Regions from separate parts of the Mus musculus genome. Here region 1 is linked to region 2. A link is a loop called in an ENCODE intact Hi-C map of the cell type or tissue named here. Cell type or tissue: heart. All regions are shown on one strand. Each heading gives the region's core, and the rest is flanking DNA. Links, peaks and the distances in the headings are about the cores only. Region 1 holds the start of Cpt1a (carnitine palmitoyltransferase 1a, liver). Region 2 holds the start of Ppp6r3 (protein phosphatase 6, regulatory subunit 3).

Region 1 (11,321 bases), core at 1,124-9,123, 260 kb before region 2:
ACACAGAAGCCAGCTCAGCCCTGCCCACAGTGAGTCCCCTGGCGTCCTATAACCTGTGGAAAGAGCCCTTCTGTCAGGGGAGTCCCAGTTCCTACATCCTAATTATGACCCTCTTCTCCCATCCTCAGGCCCTTGGTGGTCTGAGACCTTGCACCACCAGACTTCAGCTCAAAACCATTTGCCTCTCTCGGGTATGATGACACTTGTCAGATGCAGTTGCCAGCAAGACAAAGGTGTGATTCAACTTTCAAGTGAGCACATGTCAAAGCAAGTCAGAAAAGACTCTGGAAGCTGAGTCTAGCTCTGGAAGATATGAGCCTGAGAAGTTGAAGGGATAGATAGCCAAGTGATTAAAGCACTTACTTGGCCATGAAAGTCTGAGGATCCAAATTCTGGTCTCCAGAAAACCACATAAAGACTGACCAGTAAAATTCCAGCTTTCGAAGGCAAGAGATAGGGGGTATCCAGAACATACCGGCCAGCAGGACTAGGCATATCAGTGAGCTCTGGATTTGAGTAGAAGAGTCTACCTATCAATCAGTGAGCTCTGGATTTGACTGGGAGAGTCTTCCTCCGTGAATGGGGTGGAAGAGCCCCATTCTTGTGATGGAAGATGGCTCTTACATCAGCCTCAGGCCTCCCCATGCCTGTGCACCCACATGCACAAGTATCCTCACACGTGCAAAAACATGTGTGCATGTAAATTCATTTTAAATTATGAAAATGTTTAAATTTGTATTAAGAGTTGCAGCATGGTAGCAGAGCAAATGACAGAAGATTCTAGAACCTGGGAAGAAAGCATGCTGTAATAGACTAATTTCCAAAGCAGTTAATACCAAACAGAGCAGCAAAGCCCAACCTTGAAAAGACTCTTCTTTGAGACAAGGTGTAGTTAATAAAGCTTGAGCTGGCCTTGAACCCATGACCCTCCAGCCTCTGCCTCCCAACGACTGGGATTACACATGCACTGTGCTGCAGCACTCTTGCTTTGCCTGCCCCTCACTCTTCAGCCCATTAAAAATCTTACTTCTACCCTAATATGTCTTCATTCCCCCCTCTTAAAATTATTTTAAAATAAAAATATTAGTCTGAAGCTGCATTAATTTATTGCTATTTAAGCTGTGTGGCAGCGATCTGTGCTTGTTCTTTCTCCTTCTCCCTCCAACCCCTATACCCAGGGTCTAAATGGGCTTGGTTGGCCTGAAACTCACAAAGATCTGCCTACCTATGCCTCTCTCTCTCTCTCTCTCTCTCTCTCTCTCTCTCTTCTTTTTCTTTTTTTAAAATTTTATTTATTTAATGTATGAGCGCTCCGATGCATATATATCTGCCTGCCTGAAGAGGGCATCAGATCCCCCCTATAGATGGCTGTGAGCCACCATGTGGTTGCTGGGGATTGAACTCAGAACCTCTGGAAGAGCAGCCAGTGCTTTTAGCCACTGAGCCATCTCACTAGCCCATTTGTTTGTTTCTTTGTTTGTTTGTTTTTAAATTTTGTAATTATATTTATGTACAGAAAACTTAGTGTACATTTAACCCAGTGTAGTGGCGAGTTCTTTAGCCTTTGCTTTTCCAGCTTGGCAATGCGAGCCACAGACTTAGGACCCAGGACGTTGCCTCCCTGTGGCGACGGATCTCATCATATCTGTCATTATAATTGGTCCTAATAGCTCCCACCAGCTTAGCCAAAACACCCTTGTCTTCCGAGTTACCCTGTGTGAAGGCAACAGTGGTGCATGTCTTCCTGTGGACCAGGCATCCCAGTCTGGCCTTTCCCTGGATGATGCAGTAGGGCACCCCCATCTTTCGACACAGGACAGGCAGGAAAACCACCAGCTCAGTGGGGTCTACGTCATGGGCAATCACCACCAGCTGAGCCTTCTTGTTCTTCACCAAGGTGGTGACTGTATTGACTCCTGCTAGGAGAACAGGTGGTCTCTTAGTTGGGACGTCGCCTTTGCCTGCAGCTTTCTTCTCAGCACGGGCCAGTAGCCTTTGCTTCTTCTCTTGCTTTGTCTCTGGCCTGTACCTGTGGGCAAGCTTAAGCAGCTGAGTAGCTGTTTGCCTGTCCAGCACCTGGGTGAACTTCTTAATGGCAGGAGGTGCTTTGAGACACTTATAGGGGATGGCTCTTTGCCACTGCAGCTTGATGTAGCCAGGCCATTTAACAAAGTGTATTAGATCTCTTTTGGGCTGGATATCCTGACCAATTCCAAAGTTCTTGGGCCTTTTCTCAAACAAAGGATTGACCACCTTTTTGGCGTCCTGTTTCTGGACGACAATGATGACGGCTAGGGCCGAGGACACCTTCTTCCCCGTGGCCTTCTTTTCTTTGGGCGTCTTGCTTGGCTGGTGGAGAGAGAAAGTGCCTCTGCCTCTTGAGTTCAAGAATTAAAGAAACACTCCTGCGAACCCAGCCTTTTAACTTAATTTTACTTAATAATAACGATGGTGATGATAATATTTATTACTGTGTCTCAAGAATGTTGGTTTCTTTAAAAGTCAAGTTATGTTATGTGCCTGTGTTTTTGTTAGTTTATTTAACCCCAGGTTTGGGATAAGAGGCTGCTTCACAGCAGGTGATTATGATTTGCCTCAGCACTAGCAGGGCAGTAATTTTTGCCAGCACAGATATTTTCATTTGGGAAACTCTGAAGAGGGTATACATGGGAGAGTCCCCAGAGGGCTGTGGCTGCTGCTGCTCCCCCTGCTCCCCCTGCTCCCCTGCTGCTCCCCCTGCTGCTCCCCCTGCCCTCTGCTGCTCCCCCTGCTCCCCTGCTGCTCCCCCTGCTGCTCCCCCTGCTGCTCCCCTGCTGCTTCCCTGTTGCTCCCCTGCTGCTCCCCCTGCTCCCCTGCTGCTCCCCCTGCTGCTCCCCCTGCTGCTCCCCTGCTGCTCCCTGCTCCCCTGCTGCTCCCCTGCTGCTCCTCCTGCTCCCCTGCTGCTCCCCTGCTGCTCCCCCTGCTGCTCCCCTGCTGTTCCCCTGCTGCTCCCCCTACTCCCCCTGCTGCTCCTCCTGCTCCCCTGCTGCTCCCCTGCTGCTCCCCTGCTGCTCCCCTGCTGCTCCCCCTACTCCCCCTGCTGCTCCTCCTGCTCCCCTGCTGCTCCCCTGCTGCTCCCCCTACTCCCCCTGCTGCTCCTCCTGCTCCCCTGCTGCTCCCCTGCTGCTCCCCTGCTGCTCCCCTGCTGCTCCTCCTGCTCCCCTGCTGCTCCCCTGCTGCTCCCCCTACTCCCCCTGCTGCTCCTCCTGCTCCCCTGCTGCTCCCCTGCTGCTCCTCCTGCTCCCCTGCTGCTCCCCTGCTGCTCCTCCTGCTCCCCTGCTGCTCCCCTGCTGCTCCCCTGCTGCTCCCCCTGCTGCTCCCCTGCTGCTCCCCTGCTGCTCCCCTGCTGCTCCCCCTGCTGCTCCTGGTTGCTTTTGTTGCAGTTTGTCTGGGGTCACAAGCAAAGAGAAGAGAAGTTGGAGATATCCTGACAAGGAGGACTGAACTCGCCCCAAGGAACTCAAGGCCTCTAGTCAGCAGGAAGTGGTCTAAACAGGTGCACACCTCCTTTCCCCTCTCACCTTCCTTCTCTCCTATCTGATGTTGGAAGGGATTAGCGTACAATAACTGTTTGGAAGGGAGGCAGAGAGATAAGAACCCAATAAAATAGCTAAATAATATGCCAACATTATTGTTGTTGTTGTTGTTTCTTTTTAAAATTAATATCTGTATATCTGTTTGCCTTCATATATGTCTGTGCACTATTTGTGTGCCTAGTGTCCTCAGAGGCCAGAAGAGGGTATACGGTCCCTCATAACTCAAGTTACAGAGGATTGAGAGCCACCAAGTGGAGGTGAAACAGAGTCCAGGAGCTGGATCCTCAGCAAGAGCAGCCTCTGCCCATAACTGTTGAGCCTCGTCTTCAGCCCTTTCATTTTTCCACCCAAGAAAAATGAAAAATGAAAGGCCTAGGGCAGCCACACAGTAAACCTCAGCAGAAGACCGGAGTTCAGTTCCCAGAATCTATACAGAGCCGCTCACAACCACCTCTAACTCCAGCTCCTGAGACCTAGTGCCCTCTTCTAACCTGAGGGCACCCACACATCCGTGAACACAGATAAAAAGCTTTAAAATCTTTAAGAATAAATAAATAAATAGATAGATATTTTAAAAACAAAACTCCTAATGACAGAGCTTCTTGCCTCACCTGTTTCCTCTACCCCCAGAGGCTCTGTCACCTACCTAGGCATCAACTGGGCACAGCCCAGACTTATCTGAGGACATAACATGAGGGGAATTGCCTCATTCAATTGGCCTGTGGCACATCTGTGGGAGTAGCTCAATTGGTAGGGTACTCAACATCCTGGCCATTGTCTCCAGCACCACACAGACCTGGCACAATGGAGCACATCTGCAGTCCCAGTATGGGCAGGTAGTGGCAGGTGATCAGGAGTTCAAGGTCACTCTTGGCTACGTCACGAGTACCAGACCAACATGCACTACTTCTCAAAGAATGGTAGGGTGGAGGGGCAGGAGCACTCACTGGACACTCTTGCCGAGGACCCAAGTTCAAGTATTCCTAGCATCCAGATGGTAGTTCACAAGCATTTGTGCATGGAGCCTTATCTGTGTATGTTCGTGAGTGTGTGTGTGTACCATTTCCTGCTGAGCCATGTCTCTGGCCCTGACTTCATTTCCTAGGGTAGGAAACTGAGGCTTACACGGGACCAGGAGGGGCTCACACTGACACACCTAGCCCTGGTCTTGTGGCTTCGATTGTTTCTTCTCTGGGATAGTAAACACTGCCAACTTTCCTTTCACTGGGTGCTCGGGAAGGCAAGGCAGAAGAAAACAGTGGAGTGGCCCCCAAAGTGGGACAGGCAGGGTACATTTCACAGGACATTTTCACTCTCTGGTGGGAACAGCGGGACACAGAAGAAGCCTCATGGACTCCAAGTTTCTTTTCCCACACTCGTTGGCAGCCTTGGGTTTGTTATCCTTGCGACAATGCCACTGTCCTCATGAAACCTGGTGACGTTGGCTGAGCAAATACTACCTCCGATATTGACTCAAAACGTGTACAGGGGCTCAAAGTTCAAGTTCAGTGGGGCCTGAGGCTTGGAGGAGGAGGGGAAAACACTGCCTCCTGTGATTACAACATTCTTTAGTATGAAGTAGAGTTCCCTCAAAACTAGGTCTCATAGCCAAGTCCCCAAACGTCTTAAGCACTTTGGATAGATATCTATTGAGTCCTGCCAACCGGAAAGGAGGCTAGAGAGAATGACCATGGAGCAGCCATCCTCTTGGCAAAACAGTGGGGGCTGTGAAAATTCCCTGTCACATATATTAGGTGGGATAGTTAGGGTTGGGATGTTGTTTGGCCTTCTACACATAAGACCTTGGCTTCCAGCTCTAGTACTGAAAAAAAAACCAAACCAAAACAAAACAAAACAAACAAACAAACAAACAAAAAAACGAGGGCTGTGGTAGCTCCGTGGCAGAGCACCTGACTAGCATGCATGCAACCCTACGATTAATCAGCTTATCTTATTCTTTCCATTGTCCTCAAACTTGATATGTGGCCAAGGACAATTTGAACTTCTTGCTGGGATCACAAGTGTGCATCATTATACCCTCTTTATGTGGTGTGGGGGATGGGATCTAGGACTTCATGCCTGCTAGACAAGCGCTGTAATACTGAGCCACATCCCCAGTTGTGGTTTGTTTTTTAGATTAAAAATAATGTGTATGGGAATGTATGAACATATAAATGCAGGTGCCCATGATGGCCAGAAGGGGGAGCAAGATCCCCAGGAGCTGGAGTTATAGGTGTTTGTGAACATTGAGACTTGGATGCCGGGAACCAAACTGTGGTCTTGGGCAAGAGTAGTATTCGTACTTAGTTACTGAGCAATTTCCTCCAACTCTGTTTTTGTTTTGTTTTGTTTTGTTTTGTTTTGGTTTGGTTTGGTTTGGTTTGGTTTGGTTTGGTTTGGTTTGGTTTGGTTTTTGAGACAGGCTCACGCTGTAACCCAGGCTGGTCTCCAACTCATATATGATCCTCCTGCCTCAGTCTCCCAAGTAATGAAATTACAGATGTGAGCCACCACACAGGGCAAACGTATCCATCGTGAGCAGCTGGCACAGTCTATGGGATTGAAACTGAGAAAGAATGTGAAAAATAAACAGGCGAGCTTGAGAAAGGTTATTCTAGCCTTGGTGCCAGTTCCTGGTATATTTTCAGCGCTCAGGGAGTTTAGGTTAATGCCCCAAGCTTCCCCATCCCCACCCCGAGGGGCGAGGGGGAGGTTAAGCTCTTTATTAATAGCCACTCCGGGAGCTACAGTCCTTGGGAAAAGGGCTATGGTGAGGGTAGAGGAAGGAAAATGAGGTCCCCACAGGATAAAACCAGGTGCAGGCGGCTCTGGCTCATTATGGTGCCTCCCCAAGGCACGAGGTGTCTGAGAGTTCCTTCTGATGTTGTCTCCGCCCCTGCTCCTGTCCCTCCTGGCCGGCAGGGAGGGCCTGCTGTCAAGGCCGCTGAGCCTCCTGGACAGACAGGGCACAGGGCCAATCCAGAGGGACGCAAAGCAGGACGCCAAGAAAAGAGGAAGTGTCCTTGGGGAGGGGACCGGTTAGGACTGGGGTTCTAGGGAGAGAAGGAAGGGCATTTAAGGTGAGTCCAACAGTCCAGGACTTAAAAGGAGCCTTAAGTAGGGGGCAGCAAGAGGTGACACTAGAGCCATCGAGGCCGATGAGGCCCGGGGGACAGCAGAAAGTGTTTCCAGATAGCACCTCTGCAGTGCCAGCCACATGTCACACTGGTCTCTGCTTCCACGCTCAGGAACAGGTGCTCAGATAAGGATGCTTAAGAAGATGGAAGGCGTTTGGGTGTGTCAGAACAATGAAGGCAAGTGAAAGACCCCGATTCTCTATGAGTCCCTTCACATAAACTAAAAATCTCAAAGTTACACCCAACAATCGCCTGTCCTTTTAAATAATAGAGGTGTAGGGGGAGATGAGATACAGCAACAGTTAACTACAGTTGGGGGCGGGATCAAGGGGAACTTTCATTTTCTCTATGGAACCCTTCCACGGCAAGGCAGAGAAAGATGGAGGCAAACAGGGCTCTTCCATGACCAGGCGTGCTTGACCTCAGAGCTGCGACTCTTCCTTCTTCAGCGCATTTATGGAGAGCTTGCTACACGCAGGGCCTGGAGCTGCAGCCTGGGAGGGCGCCCCATCTGGCGGGTAGAGTGCTTTGCCATGTCTGGCCCGACTTCTCTACACCCTGTTCACAACTCACCCTGCAACCTTCGTTCCCCGTGTGCTGCCAGCGATCCCCCTCCAGAAGCCACTCTGTCCGAGGTTCCAATCACTCCCCTATTGACACCTATTCGTTCTCAGCGTTCAAAGAGTACTTCGATTCCGTTGCTTTTGGGCGCAGAGACTTGAATCCAGGACCTTACACAGGCAAGGAATGCACGGCATTGTGAGCTACCCACACACCCTAATTGTTCCGCAGATGAGGGTTCCCCCGCCCCCTGACGATTTTATCCCAGGGAGACTATGAGTGTGTTGGCCTCTGGCGCCAACCTGCCCCCGGATGTCAAACATCTGTTCTCAAACTTGGAACCTGAGCTTACTTCTTCATTCTCTGATGTTAGACAAGCCGTTCTTCCCAACACCACCCCAAGCGTCCCACTCCCCTTTTTTAAAAAAAAAAATAATCAACCAAACAACCAAACAAACCAAAAGTCTGGAGCAAAATCAGCATAACTCCCGCAGGGTTGCAGAGAAGTTTACGGGCGGATTAGTGTAAACCGCGAGTGTAAGCCAAGTATGGTGCAAAGAGCTGTTTTGGACATGGCTTTAATGAGTTGGTCCCTTTTGTATATGAAGAAACTGAGGCTCTCAGGGTAAGGAATGTTGTCCTAGGTCTGCCGTTGGCAAGCTCGGGACTTAGCCTCAGTTTCCTTACTGACCTCCTCCCCGCAGCCCCGCCCCGTCCAGGCCCCGCCCCGTCCTGCCCGCGCTGCAGCCCAGCTGGGCTCAGCCAATCACCCGCGGCGCGCGTCGGTGAGCCTGGCCTCGCCCGCCCCGGCCCGGACTCCGCTCGCTCATTCCGCCGCCGCCGTCTGCAGACTCGGTAAGACACCGCGAGGGCAGCGCTGCGGCACCGCCCTGGGCTGGGCGCGCGGGTGTCATTCTTAAGAGTGTGGAGGGAGACCCAGACTGTGCCCGTAGGGTACGCGTGAGCCGCGCATTGGAGAAGCAGAGGGCACTCCCTCCCCCGCGCAGTGACGGATCTGGGGGATCCCGGGACGGGAGGAAAGATGCTTGGTCCCCAGACTGGGCAAAATGCCTCCACTCGGGACGCGTGGGACCTCGGCTCGTGGTGTCCCGCCCCACGGTGGATTCACTCACCGCGTGGGTTTGGGGTCTTCATTGCTCTGTGAAAGATGCTTATGATTAGGCGTGACTCCTTGGTCCCTGACCAGTAGGAGTGTCAACTCCCTTTCTGACCCCTGCTCACTCCCCACTCCGCGGGTGGCTTGGGGCCAGTGTGGACGCCGAGCGTTCTCCAGGCTCTTTCCACCCGCTACTCTGCAGGTGGATTGGTTCTCGGGGTCCGTGAGGGTCGGGCTCGGCAGTAGGAAGGATGCTCGCACAGGGGACTTGGCAGGTGGCCGGTGCCCTCTCTTCGTGCGGGTCCCTGCAGTATAGCCTTCGGGACACACCCTTGGCGCAGAGACTTAAGTGTTTTGCACCCCTCACCGCGGTTTTGCCCGGGGTTCAAGGGCAGGTGGGTGTCAGAGACTGCCCAAGGTCGCGCCGGGACCAGAGCCCGGGAGGGTGGGGGCGTCACGTGACCTGGCCTGAGCGAACTTGGCCTGGGACAGCCGGACAGCACGGTCTGGGCAACCAGGCTGTGCGGTAACAGCGGGTACCCTTCGTTTTTCTTCATCTTATTGTGAATCGGGTCTGGTTTTCGTTGATGTCACAGAACACAGATGAACGCTCAAGTTTTTAAGGAGTTAAAAAGTTCCTAGTGTGAACCAGGCTACATACAATCAAGCTCAGTACTCTCAGCTCTGGGCCGACTCTCGTTCCGTGCATTTAAATAGTTGTCCAAAAACAGATTTTAGTCGGAAACTGCTAACTTTGGAAGTTCGCAAATAAAATGAAAGTGAGTTTAGAAGCCTTTCGGAACGCGTATTTAGTTACAGCATTTTGTTGCACAGGCGTCTGGTTTCTGGTCATTCCTGATATTCAAGCGTGTTTATCACTGTCAAAACCACAAGCCAAATGACTAAAACACAGCTTTGGCCTTTTATTTGTGCCAGCAAGCATACATCACCACCACCCCCTTCCTAGTCGGTCGACTCAGGACTCAGTGAGGACCTAAAGCAGAGGACTGTGGTGTGGGGAGGACAGTGCTTGCTCCGGGGCAGTGCAGAGTAGTAGGTAGGTCTGGGCAGCGTCCGCATTCAGAGTCCTGGGCTAGACTGGTTTTGCTGCAGCACCCGGAGCTCTTTTGTCATGTAAATTATTGCTTTTCTTAACTAAAGCCTCGCTAGACTTAACCTTACACTTGAATTTTCTCTTTTATCTATTTATTTACTTTTAAAAAATGAGATAGGATCTCATGTAACACAGGCTGCCCTCCAGCCTGCTCTGTACCCAAGGTTGGTTTTGAACCCCCGATCTCCTTCCTGCACCCACCCATAAGTGCGGTGATTATAGGCGAGCACCACCACGCCCGGCTTTGAACTCCTTAACCGTCTTTGGAATCAAGCTCCGGTTAGGTTTTGTATCAAAAGTGGCCGAAGCGGCTTCCTGCACAAGACAAAACCTTTCGAGTTTGAGCTAGAAAGCCACCTGACTGCAGATGAGGGGTGGAACGCCTCCCTTCCGCCGCCGCTGCGCTTGGCCCTGACCCAGTGGTCACGAAACCGGCAGGCCTGATTCTCTCGGGAGTTTGGGGCGCTGGCCGGGGTTTAGCCAACCCTGATTCCTCTTGCCCATTTTGCCCATTCATAAAAGCGCTGCAATTTTTACTTTATTTTCCCCTTGGGTTTCGCAGCGAAACCCTTCGAGGCACGGTGCCGGCTGGCTGTTTTGTTGTATGCGACAGCTGTCCTCGGACAAAGCGGATCGGTGACTCCGGGATGGCAGCGGCGACGCGTCGCTCCGGAAGGCCTGCGTGGGCTCGGCCGGTGGAACAGGATCCGAGCGCCCCGGACGCGCCAGCACGGGGGCGGGGCACCCGTAACCTTTCCCCTACTTTTCTCAGCCGTCACGTGACCCGGCTGGGTAGGGGAAGGGGCGGGGCGGGAAGCCGCTGTTGTTAGTGCCCTTCCCTTCCCCAGCGCCTTGAACTTGCAGTCTGGATCTGCAGGCGGCTAGAGCCACGCGACTTTCCTGTACTTTGACCGTTTGAAGGTTTTTTTTTTTTTTTGGTTAGAAAATATGTTTAGTCACTCTTCAGTCACTCTTCATAGATATTTACCGGTAGGCCCGAGTCTTAAAGCTGGTGGAAGTCTGCATTTGAACTAGTTTAGAATAAAATGGTAGTCCAAGGTGGATAATTTTAAAGTGTGTTTAGCAGACTGGACAGTCCCCTGAAGGAGGGAGAGTCGCTCGAATCTGGGAGTTAAGGGACAGCCTGGGAATAGGCAAAGATCCATCCTCAGCTCGGGAAAGAAGAAAAAGGGAGGTGGGGTTTTAAGCCGGTGGCGGTGGCGCGCCTAGTAGGCTTAAAAAGGATTACTGCACACTTGAATTAATGCCAATTTAAGCTCTTAGTGCAAGAATTTTTGTTGTTTGGAAAATAAGCCTGCTGCCAAGCCTGACTACCCTAACTCGAAGGGTGAAAATGATCCCGACTTCTGCACACCGTGCTATAGTGTGCACTCAACCGCCACCATAAATAAATAAGATACATGGTTTTGTTTTAAGTAAAAAGCAATACAAGCATATTGTGCAAAATTAGAAAGGCAAAAATGGGGTGCGATGCAGTCACCTACTTACTCAGTAGTTACTGCAAAGGCCACCACTGTGAGCAGTTCATTCAGGACTGTGATGGTGTGTACCTGTACCATCTAGCTCTTCGGAGGTGGACAGAGGAGAGCCGGACTTAAGGCCAGCTACCACCATCCGTGAGTTGGAGTCCTGTGTGGGATACACAAGAACTTGTCTCTAAACCAAACCTAGACTGCAAAGTTTGTTTATTTTTTTAATCTCTTACCTAACACAAGGAGTGAGTTCTCCTTGTTGATTTCAAATATCTGTTGCCTTTTGTACTCTTCACCTTGAACCCCGTGCAAATATTGAGGCGG
Region 2 (11,321 bases), core at 1,909-9,908:
ATGACAGCATATCATAATGACTGATGTTTAGGGCCGGATGGTGGCAAGGGATGGAGAGGGTAAGCAGGTGGGTTTACAATATTCTGTGCATTGCAGGTTTAACAGTAAGTAGCTTTGACCTCCACCCTCTACAGCACACCAGAGGTACGATAAGCCAAAAAGAATGCTTCCTGAGGGGAAAAATAGTTGGAATACCCTCACCTAGTATAAAGTACTTGCCTAGCACGAGTAAGACTATAGGTTCAATTCCCAGTACCACAGCAACAAGAAAAAATCATTTTACTGATTATTTTTGAAGGAGGGAGAGCTGTTTCATTGTTTCTTTGAGACAGGGTCTCATTACATGGCCCAAAATTACCTTGAACTCCAGCTCTTCCTGCCTCTGCCTCCCAAGTGCTCACAGGTGTGTTCTACTATGCCTAGCTTCATTTCTTTGGGTACTATGGATAGAGGTCAGAGCCTCATGCATCTTGATCAAGTAAGTGCCTTACAGAGCCAGACCTCCCAATCCAAGGCAATCTTTGTAGCAAAGAAATGCTTCAAGGGGCTAGAGAGATGGCTCAGTGGTTAAGGACACTGACTGCTTTTTTTTTAAAGACTTATTTATTTATTTATTTATTATATGTGTACACTATAGCTGTCTTCAGACACTCCAAGAAGAGGGCATCAGATTTTTGTTACGGATGGTTGTGAGCCGCCATGTGGTTGCTGGGATTTGAACTCAGGACCTTTAGAAGAGCAGTTGGCACTCTTAACCGCTGAGCCATTTCACCAGCCCCACTGACTGCTTTTTGAGAGTTCTTGAGTTCAATTCCCAGCAACCACACAGTAGCTCACAACCATTTGTAACAGGATCCAATGCCCTCTTCTAGAATGTCTGAAGACAGTTACAGTGTACTCATATACATAAAATAAATTCTTTAAAAGAAAGAAAGAGGGCTGGAGAGATGGCTCAGTGGGTAAGAGCACCCGACTGCTCTTCCAAAGGTCCGAAGTTCAAATCCCAGCAACCACATGGTGGCTTACAACCATCCGTAATGAGATCTGACTCCCTCTTCTGGAGTATCTGAGGATAGCTACAGTGTACTTACATGTAATAAATAAATAAATCTTAAAAAAAAAAAAAAAGAGTACTGACTGCTCTTCCAAAGTCCTGAGTTCAAATCCCAGCAACCACATGGTGGCTCACAACCATCTGTAATGGGATCTGACGGCCTCTCTGGTGTGTCTGAAGACAGCTACAGTGTACTAATAAATAAATAAATAAATCTGAAAGAAAGGAAGGAAGGAAGGAAGGAAGGAAGGAAGGAAGGAAGGAAGCAAGCAAGCAGGCAGGCTTGAGAGATGGTTCGGCAGTTAAAAGCACTGGCTGATTGCTCTTCCCGAGGTTCTGAGTTTAATTCCCAGCTACCACATAGTGGCTCACAACCATCTGTAATGGGATCTGATGCCCTCTTCTGGTGTGTCTCAATACAACTACAGTGTGCTCATATAAATGAAATAAAATTTAAAAACAAAAACAAAAAGAAATGCTTAAATTACCCTTGTCTATACACATTATATTCAAGTATTCTGTTCCACATAAACATGTACATATCATGGGTTCGTGAAACAGAAAGGAAAGTCAATTGACATCGAGATAGAACATATATATAACTGCAAGTCAAGAGGTCTGATCAATATTCTTGGTACATTCTGCCAGGCGTGGTAATCCCAGCACTCGGGAGGCAGAGGCAGGCAGATTTCTGAGTTTGAGGCCAGCCTGGTCTACAGAGTTCGTTCCAGAACAGCCAAGGATATACAGAGAAACCCTGTCTGGAAAAACAAAACAAAACAAAACAAAAAAAAACAAAACAAAACAAAATGTGCTCCATTCTAAGGAAAAGCAGCTCCTCAGCCTCCAGTGCAGCTGAGCTCTCGCCACCCAGGCCAGGCCAGGCTCCTGCCCTCTTTAGAAAGTAAACTTGGTGCTGAGTTTTAGTTGAACAGATATCTGAAAGGACTTCTTTATCATTTATTCTTCTGAAATGTAGTAAAATGAAAAACTATAGATCAACACACACGGGTAACATCTAAGATTTCAACTATCTCAACTACTAAGTTAATCATAAAAAAATCCAAGTTGATTATCAACCCTAACAAATACTGTTTTAAGGAAGAAATGCTTACTTGTCATAACCCACTTTTCTAGAGGAACTGCTAAAAGGCATCTTAAAGTAGCTAAGGAAACCCCACTTAAAGTCTTAACTTCAGTGCTATGCATTTTTTGCCCAACTATAGACTACTTCTTAAGTACTCAATTAATGCAAACTAGCAAGCCTTGTTTTTGTAGCAGATTGGTTTTTGTGCAGTTGGGCAGGGGGTGCTTTACTTTATACAAAAGCTAAAGTCGGTTAAAGCAATCAGTATACTCAAGTCTACTTGAGATGTATTCCATTAAAATACGCTTCCTCAGTGCATAAAGCAATCTAAGCAATTATCACCAAGAGTTGTCCTCTTTTCATGTACCATGGAGAAAGCAGAGAGCAGACATTTAAAAAGCTGAATTTAAGGATAACTGGATGAGTGAAAGACACTAGGGTCCCTGGCCAGACACAGTGAAGTGAGGGATAGGTCCCAAAGCACCCAGGAACAACAGCCACTCCCCAAGCTACAAGCTGAGCACATCCTTTCCGAAGTGGTTGGGACTACAACATCAGATTCAGATTCTGAAGGCTGGCAGCCTTTACCAGTTTAAGTTCCCTAATAGAAACTGCTACACAATCTAAGTTTCATACTCAAAAGCTGTCAGGTTTCAGAGCATTCAGAAATTAGGCATATTTAACCTGTACCTTTGCTGAAGCTCTCAAGACTGCAGCTTTTCAATTGCAATAACAACCAGGAAAATCTAAGAAATCCTCATATTATGATTTGGGGCAACTACACAGAAGCAGTGCCTAGAAGCAGCAGAGGAGGGGTGCTGTTTAAGATCCTGAAGGTGTTTTCTATGCATAAGTACTGGTTTAGACAAAACGCTTTCAAGTGATTTAATAGATTTTCAACATCTCATGGAAAAATTAAAATAACTTCCAGTAATTTTTTTTAGCCCAGCTGATCCTTAAACACATGGCTTTCCTAATTGTACCTAAACACTTAAAAGTTAATTTTGAACTAGGTGTGGTGGTACACACCTCTATTCATAATGCTTGTCAGGTAGAGGCAGCAAGATCAAGAATTTGAGGCAGCCTTAGCTGAAAAGGAAAGTCAAGAACATTCTAAACTACTATCATCTCAAAAAATAACTAAATAATGAGTCCGGTGCAGTGGTGCATGACTTTATTAATCCCATTATTAAAGGCAGAAGCAGTAAAGATCTTCCCACCACATAGTGAGACCCTGCCTCAAAAACAAACAAAATCATCAAGATCAAGTTGAATTTGAGAGGTATGGTCACCACTGAGCTGATTCTATTCACAAAGCACGATTCTAGCTGCTTTGTGCTAACATATTTACATATATACTCAGTTACAGTCTAATATGAACATGTTAGATAAAATTGGGACCTAACATGAGATAAACTTATGAAACAAACTTATTTTCATGGGTTACAGGGGCAGCAAAGAGGACTAATTCGCCCAAGGTCACAGGACTAGAAAGTGACAAAGGAAGATGTAATTTTCAGGTGGCCCATAAGAAAGCTCAAACACCACTGGCAACAGGGATCTTGCACCTTGCAATTTCAAGGAACATTTTAGTGGAAGGAGATCTTAAGTTCCTTTCTTACGGGCTGTGTCAACTGCAACATGACCTTGAGGGCAAAAACCAAAGTAAACTTGACTTAAGAAAATGAAACAGTATCCATATTAACAAGTGCTCTGATGCAAGGAAACCTTCTAAGTGTCCCCTCCCCCAAGCCAAAGCAAAACATAAACAAAGCTCTGGCCCATTCTAAAGAGACCACAGCAGGTAGGCGGCAAATGACAGTAGGACATGCGGTGGAGAAGTACAGACACAGAGCTACCGAGACCACTCATTCTGTCCCACCTACAACTTCAAGTCCAAGTTCTAATGAAAGACAACGGGACTGGGGAGAAAAAGACCTCCAAGTTAACAGTGAGCCGAGCTTTAAAAGCGAGGTGCTTGAAGCCACAAGAAGGGTAACTCCTCACTTCAGCTCCAAAACACCAGGGAATCTCCAATGCCCGCGTCTGTATAAAAGAGAGACTCAACGGCGGAGGATGAAGATTCACTGCGATGGCCCCGAGAGACTCGGAACTGGTTTTTGTGTGTTCCGATGACTCTGCTAATGCCCAGAAACCCACACAACTTGTTTCTCAGAGGACAAGAGTCCAACAAAAGCCTTCGCGAAGCTCTCCAGCGAGTTGACAAGCTCCAGGAGATCCCGAGAAGTCGCTGTGAAGGCCCGGGCGCGGGAGCCGGGGAGCTCGCCCAGGACCCCCGACTTGGCTCGGGGCGCGCCTCGCCTCGCCTGGGCTCCCGCCGAGCCAAGCCCAGAGTCACCTCGGCGTCCAAAGTTCGCAGTCGGCTCGGCTGACTGCCAACGCTCGGCCCGGCTGACAGGAGCGGGCGGCCCGGTCCTGGCCAGGACTGGACGCCGCCTCCCGGGCCGCCGAAGCTGCCGATTCCGGGGGGGAGGGGAAAGGGGCCGGGACGCTCCCTCCCCACGCCGCCGGGACCGGACCACCGCCACGATCGGTCGGCCGCTTGCCCGCGCGACCCGCACACTCCGCGCCACCGCCCCCTCCCCTGAGTTACCTGGAGGCGCCCAAGACCCGCAGTTAGTCGCGCTCAGGCGGGAAAAAGGTTCACCGACACCATCAGCGAAGCGCCCAAAATGGCGGACGTATCAAGCAGGCCTTGAGTTACCCCCGCCCTCCCTCCGGCCGCCCCGCAGCCAATCACAGGATAGACCCCGCCCCTTCACACGGATCATTGGCTTGTCTCTCCCGCCCCCCACAACCTATTGGACCGCCCAGCGGTTCCCTCGACTCCACTTCGATTGGCTTTGAGGTCTTGTCAGTCAAACGCGAGAGGCGCATTCTTTTTCCCATGGTCTTGACGGATCCGGAACCTCTAGACCCCGGAGTCTGAGAAACAAGTCAGAAATTGGGAGAAGCTTAGGCTGGGTCCCTCTGCCCCGTAGCAACAGCGGGGCCTCGCGTGACAGACGCTTGGGACCACCAATCCGCATAGTCAATGTAGTTTAAAACAAATGAACCAAACCAATCCCGGCTGTGTAGCTCCGGATGCGAAGAAGCCAATGGGGTAACACAATGACAGCAGGCGGTGGGGTAACGGCCGCGGGGGACGAGGGGGGGGGGAAAACCGGTGATGACGTGAGTCACAATACAACCTGCGACGGAAGTTAATTATAGCTGGGGAATTAGCTCAAATGGTAGAGCGCTCGCTTAGCATGTGAGAGGTAGCGGGATCGATGCCCGCATTCTCCATAGCATAGTTTTATCGAAGACCTTCAATTAAATTACTTCAGACAAAGTAGAGTGGCATCCCTGAAAATGGGGTCAAAATGTAAGGTTTCTTAATACAAAGGAAACCAGGCTGTATCTTTTGTCACAGAGAAGAATTTTACACATGAATTTCTTCCAACTGCTAGTGTCCTATACGTATAGTACTACACATTTACCTTGCCCCAGAACTGGGGTCCTGGACATCAGGGTCCCTACTCTCAAGTCTTGCACTTAACCACTGTCATGGCTAATCCTGGTTTTTAATTCTCCTGGGGCTGTCTAAAAAGGTGAAACTGAGCTGACCACAAGCATTCTCTACCTCCTGGCTGGTTGTGATGTGATGTGATGTGATGTGACGGGCAGACTCCCACACCTGCTCCCTTGACTTCCCTGCCATATTGGCCTCGACCTGTGAGACAAAATGAACCTTTTCTCCCTAAAGTTGCTGTTGTCAGAATATTTTATCACAGCAACAGGAAAAGATACCAAGGTGCTCCCCTTGGGTCCCTATGAATAATCTGCCTGGTTCAGTGTGGACAGGACCATAAGTTCAGGCACGCTGCAGCTGGCCACCATAGTCAACAAAGTCTCTGAGTCTTGGAAGTCTTTCATGAAGCAGGCCTTCCCATGCCATCTGGAAAGCAAGTGACCAAGGTGATCAAGCTAAGGGACAGACTCTTTTGGGAAAGTAGTAAGTCATAGGACAGGACAGAGCTCTAAATCCCTGGGGTGTTGGTAGCAGGGAGGGGAAGGGTGTTACAGAGACCCCAGGGTGGGGCCTTGGAGCTTCAAAGGCAGGACGAGCCCAGCTATGATGGGAGACTGGATAGCAGAGGTAGCTGAGTCACACAGACCTTGAGTGGCAATGCTCACACCTCAGACAGGGAGCAGTTGCCTGCATATCTCTTCCAGTAGGTCCAGCAGTCCCAGGCCCAGGCTTCACTGAAGCTCAGAGAGCACAGAGCTTATCTCCTGAGTGTCTCCTCTAGGCCACCTCTAGGCATCTATCCCCTGGGAAAATGACAGAGCCTAGCCCTTGGACTGGAGGAGACAGGACCTGCCTTGTTGGACACTCAGTGCTTTCTCCGGGTTCCCAGTCTCTGAACCCCCCCCCACCCCTGTTCTTTACACGGGGTCCAGCATGCTTGAGTCCTCCACCTCACTCATTCTGGCTCTGAATTCCACTACCAGGATAACAAGAGAGGGCTGTGCAGTTATGCAAACCCACCCTGGCCTCCAGTCCACCTTCCAAGAGAGCTGTTCCTGGAAGCAGATTCCAGAAAGAGTTCATTGCTAGTAGATCCACATCATAGTCCCCATTGTACACACTAGCTAACTACGGACCAGAGCATTCTGTCACCAGAGGCCATATAGGGGTTGGGTGACCTTGGCCAGGTGACCTAACCTTTCTGACTCTCCAGTTCTCAGAAGTACAAGTGATAACAACTATCAGCCAGGGTCAAGCACACCACTCCAGGCACTTAAGAGAGGCAATAAATGTTAACTCTGGAACGCAGAGGCTAGAAGGCTTGCCTGAGGCCACAGAAGTAGTAACAAACATTGTTAAAACTGAGGCCTATTGATAAAGAGTTAAGGTAGCAGAAAGTTCAGGGCAGGGCAGCAGTTAAAGGCTGGACCCTGGCAGGAAGGACCAGCTGGGGGTGAGAGGGGACAGCTTGGAGTGGGAGTGGGCCTGCCTTCTGTGCTATCTGTGAAGACAAAGCCCAACTGCCTCACTGAACCAAACCAGCCCCCTCCCACCATCTGGGTGAGTCATACAGTGGTCCACCAAACCACCATCCCTTCATTCATTTGTAGTGAAGACACCTGCTGGCATCTGCTTTGCCTTTTTTCTCCCAGACTCAGGTGGGTTCCAGGGACATACATATTACAACTAAGAGATAACCTGTCACCTCACTAAGACCAGGGTAGTTAGCCCATAAGTTGTCAAATATGGTGTACTCATTCCTAACCTAGCCAGGCACGTTGAAGTCAGGGAGAGCTTGCTAGGGAAGGAGGTGCCTGAGCCTGAAGCCCCACTTGCCTGTCCCATAGAGCCATGGAGTCAGAAGAATGACCAACTTGGCAAGCTTTGCATGTGACACAGATTGAGCTCTGTGTCTTAAACCTTGCAGGTTTGATGGGTCTCCTCTCCCTCTCTCTCTTCCTCTCCCTCTTTCTTTCTCTTCACCTCTCCCACCCTCTTTCAATCTCCCTCCCTCTCTCCCTTGCTCTTGCTCCCTTTCTCCCCCCTTCTTTGTTCTTCCTCTCTACCTCTTCCTCCCTCTACCTCTCTACCTCTCCCTTTCTCCCTCCCTCCTTTCCTCTTTCTCTCTCTGCCCCATTCTCCTCCCACCACTTCCCTCTAGAGTGTAACAGTTCAGTTTTCAGTCTATTTTGAAGAGCACACACATTTAAGATTTTGTTTTAAGCCCAATCAGCAGAGTGGAGAGAGAACACCTTTAAGTTCCTTAAACTTGGGGAGCAAAATAGTAGCTGCCTCAATTGACTTCATTGTAATGTAAAAGAAAGCAAACAAGCAAACCCTCTGACTTCCCCAAAGGGCATTTGGACATCTCCCATCATATACTGCAACAGAAAGAGGAGCTCTGCATAAAAACTGTAAAGTAGGTAAATTCAACCTGAGATAGCAGGGCGTGGTGGCGCACGCCTTTAATCCCAGCACTTGGGAGGCAGAGGCAGGTGAATTTCTGAGTTCAAGGCCAGCCTGGTCTACAGAGTGAGTTCCAGGACAGCCAGGGCTACACAGAGAAACCCTGTCTCGAAAAACAAAAACAAAACAAAAAAAAGTTCAACCTGAGAAAGGATGCCCCAGTGCCTTTCGTTCTTCTCTCTTCTCTTCCAAACTCTGCTGACACAGATGCAGGGAATGAAAAGGGGCCATTACAGCCCTGGCAGAGGACAAGGCCCAGAAGGGCAGGGCTGGCACACAGGTTGTTGCTGGGTCAGGTTAAGAGCTCCTGAGGTTCATGAGGAGGAACCAGAGTCTCCTAGGAGACCCAAGCAGTCACCCACTTGGCCTTTGTCTTAGTCAGGGTTTCTATTACTGTACAAACATCATGACCAAGAAGCAAGTTGGGGAGGAAAGGGTTTATTCAGCTTACACTTCCATACTGCTGTTCATCACCAAGGAAGTCAGGACTGGAACTCAAGCAGGTCAGGAAACAGGAGCTGATGCAGAGGCCATGGAGGGATGTTCTTTACTGGCTTGCTTCCCCTGGCTTGCTCAGCCTGCTCTCTTATAGAACTAAGACTATCAGCCCAGAGATGGTCTCACCCACAAGGGGCCTTTCCCCTTGATCACTAATTGAGAAAATGCCTTACAGTTGGATCTCATGGAGGCATTTCCTCAACTGAAGCTCCTTTCTCTGTGATAACTCCAGCTGTGTCAAGTTGACACAAAACCATCCAGTGCAGCCTTGAAGTTCACTCTCTTTCCCTGCTGGTTTTTACAGGTTTACAGTGTGAGAGCTGGCAAGGATCTGGACTTCCCTAAAAGGATGGCTGATAGCTGCCCAGTCTGTGAAACAGGGACCCACCAGGCATGCTGACCACTCTATGGTGATCAAGCTCCTGGAAAAGGAAGTGAAGAAGACACTTGGGGAGGGGGGGGGAGGGACAGACAGACAGACAGACCGTGGCTTGAGATCCACCACAGATCACCAGCAAGAAGCCAGAGAGGTCCTGGAGGGTGGGACCCCAGCCCTGATCTTTTGAAAGAAGCTAAATGTAACCTGAGCCCCAGCAAACTTCCAGTCATGTGGACTATTCACTCAAGATGGACACTGCCTCCGTAGCTCAGGGTGGCTATAGATGTAGACCAAGGGCTGTGGACACAGGACAGACAGTATGAAAGATCCTGACAGACAGAATGTAAAAGGTCACAGAAGCCCTGAAATTGGCAAAATAGATTTCATTGTTAGTAGAAGTAGCTTCACTGATTTAGAAAAATAGAAGTGCACAATGCTTTGGCCGTTCCTTGAACCCGTGTGTCTGCCAATGTTCTGACCGTTCCTTGAACCCAGGTGTGTGCCCACTGCTGCACCTCACTGCCAGGTGTTTGTGATATTGGTTGCTGGGATAGTCAGAAAATCTCCCCAGCAACCACAGCCGGGGCCAGTCTGGAGTTACTGCACCTTCATTAAACTCTTTCCTTGTTTCCCTCCCATACCCATTTCTTGAGAAATCAATCATTTTACATTGTTTAGATCTGGAAATCCCCTATTCCTCCCTCCTCCCCCCCCCCCCCCGCCCCGAGGGCCTATAAAAACTGGGACCTCTTTCCCCTCGGGGTCAACTCCTCTACACCTGTGTGGGATATGAGTCGTCCCCAGAGTTCTGGCTTTCCCCAATAAAGCCTCATGTGGTTTGCATCAAGCTTGGTCTCTCATGAGTTCTTGGGGGTCCGCTATTATCCCGAGGCTTGAGCAAGGGACTCCTCTCGGGGTCTTTCATTGGGGGCTCATCCGGGATTGGCACCTGAAGACCCACTTGGAGGTGAGGTTTCTTGTCTAAAAATATTTTGTGAGCCAGCAAGGTTCAGTGCTGAAATTTGCAGCTGCAGAGACCCGTACCTCGGTGTGAGGCATGGAGTGTGAACAGCAGACGTGCTGGAATCACCGGCTGTGCAGCTCTGGGGTACGCCCCGAGCGAGGGGAAGGACTCCAGGAGTCCATCTGGGGTGGGGAGTGAAGAGTCAGTAGTCTTCCTAGATTGGAGGATTTTCGCACTTCCCTGACCTTTTGCATTTCTGAGTTGGTTTTGTGTGTCCATTTGTCAGTATGTGTGTGGTTTTTGTGTCTGTTTCATGTTTTCTGTGATATTGGACAATAAGACAGACTGTAATGACCCCCCTCCCCAAGTTTGACTTTAGACCACTGGACTGAAGTTAGATCAAGGGGCCATAATCTTTCAGTAGAAATTAAGAAGGGACCTTGGCAGACTTTTTGCGCCTCCGAGTGGCTGGCTTTTGATGTAGAGTGGCCACCAGAGGGGACTTTTGACTTGGCTCTTATCTTTGAAGTTAAAGCCATTGTTTTTCAGAGTGGACCTGGGTCCCACTCGGATCAACAGCCTTACCTCATCCAGAATTCACCGCCATAAATCAAACCATGGATTCCCTGCAGAGCCCAGAGTCCCCCAGCAGATGGAGCTCCTGCCACCACTTCTGCTTTTCCTTTGCTGTAGGCGACCTGCCCGTGGACCCACAATCTCTGCAGACCCTACCATGCCTCCTTTTCCGAGAATCCGGCCAGCCTGACTGCTGGAGTCTCTTATGTTTTCTCATCAACCCACTTGAGATGATTGTCAGCAGCTCCTACAGGTTCTATTTACCACTGTAGAAAAAGAGCATATTCTCCTGGAGGCTCAGAAAAATGTTCCTGGAGTGAATGGAGACCCAAACAACCTACCCAATGAGATTAACGCTGGGTTCCCTCTAGACCGGCCAGATTGGAACTACAACACTGCTCAAGGTAGGGAGAGGTTGGCAGTTTACCACCGGGCTCTGGTCTAAAGGGAGCAGCGAGACGCCCCACCAATTTGGCTAAGGTAAGAGAGGTGATGCAGGGCCCTACTGAGCCCCTATCTGTTTTTCTGGAAAGATTGATGGAAGCTTATAGATGCTATATTCCTTTTGACCCAACCACTGAGAGTCAACAAGCCAAGGTTGCTATGGCTTTTATAGGGCAGTCAACATCAGATATTAAGAGGAAGTTACAGAGACTAGAAGGATTACATGCCATGGTTTACAAGATTTAGTCAAGGAGACAGAAAAGGTGTATCACAAGAGAGAGATGAAGAAAGAAAGAATAAAAGGGATGGAAGATAGGA

What was found. A loop is a pair of places that touch in the nucleus more often than their neighbours do. Peaks named below come from ENCODE experiments on the same cell type or tissue, not always from the same donor. Only the 100,000 strongest peaks of a DNase experiment are listed, where the experiment ranks them.
Region 1: a loop joins it to region 2, with 2.4 times the contacts of the local background. A loop is called at or near these places in 5 of 42 quality-filtered maps.

Annotation. Positions count from the first base shown.
Region 1 is chr19:3,315,247-3,326,567 of GRCm38, forward strand. Cpt1a (carnitine palmitoyltransferase 1a, liver) reads left to right here and starts at 8,055. Exons shown (of 19, transcript NM_013495.2): 1 at 8,055-8,128. In heart, for the core only: CTCF peaks have their summits at 1,356 (motif pointing right), 5,774 (motif pointing right), 6,486 and 7,222; DNase peaks (open chromatin) are centred at 6,545, 7,515, 8,155, 8,815 and 1 weaker place; H3K4me3 peaks cover 3,063 bases; H3K27ac peaks cover 2,956 bases.
Region 2 is chr19:3,570,886-3,582,206 of GRCm38, forward strand. Ppp6r3 (protein phosphatase 6, regulatory subunit 3) reads right to left here and starts at 4,864. Exons shown (of 24, transcript NM_028999.1): 1 at 4,756-4,864. n-TAagc9 (a tRNA gene) reads left to right here and starts at 5,378; the gene lies at 5,378-5,450. In heart, for the core only: no CTCF peak of the experiment used is centred there; DNase peaks (open chromatin) are centred at 5,036 and 6,156; H3K4me3 peaks cover 2,889 bases; H3K27ac peaks cover 3,583 bases.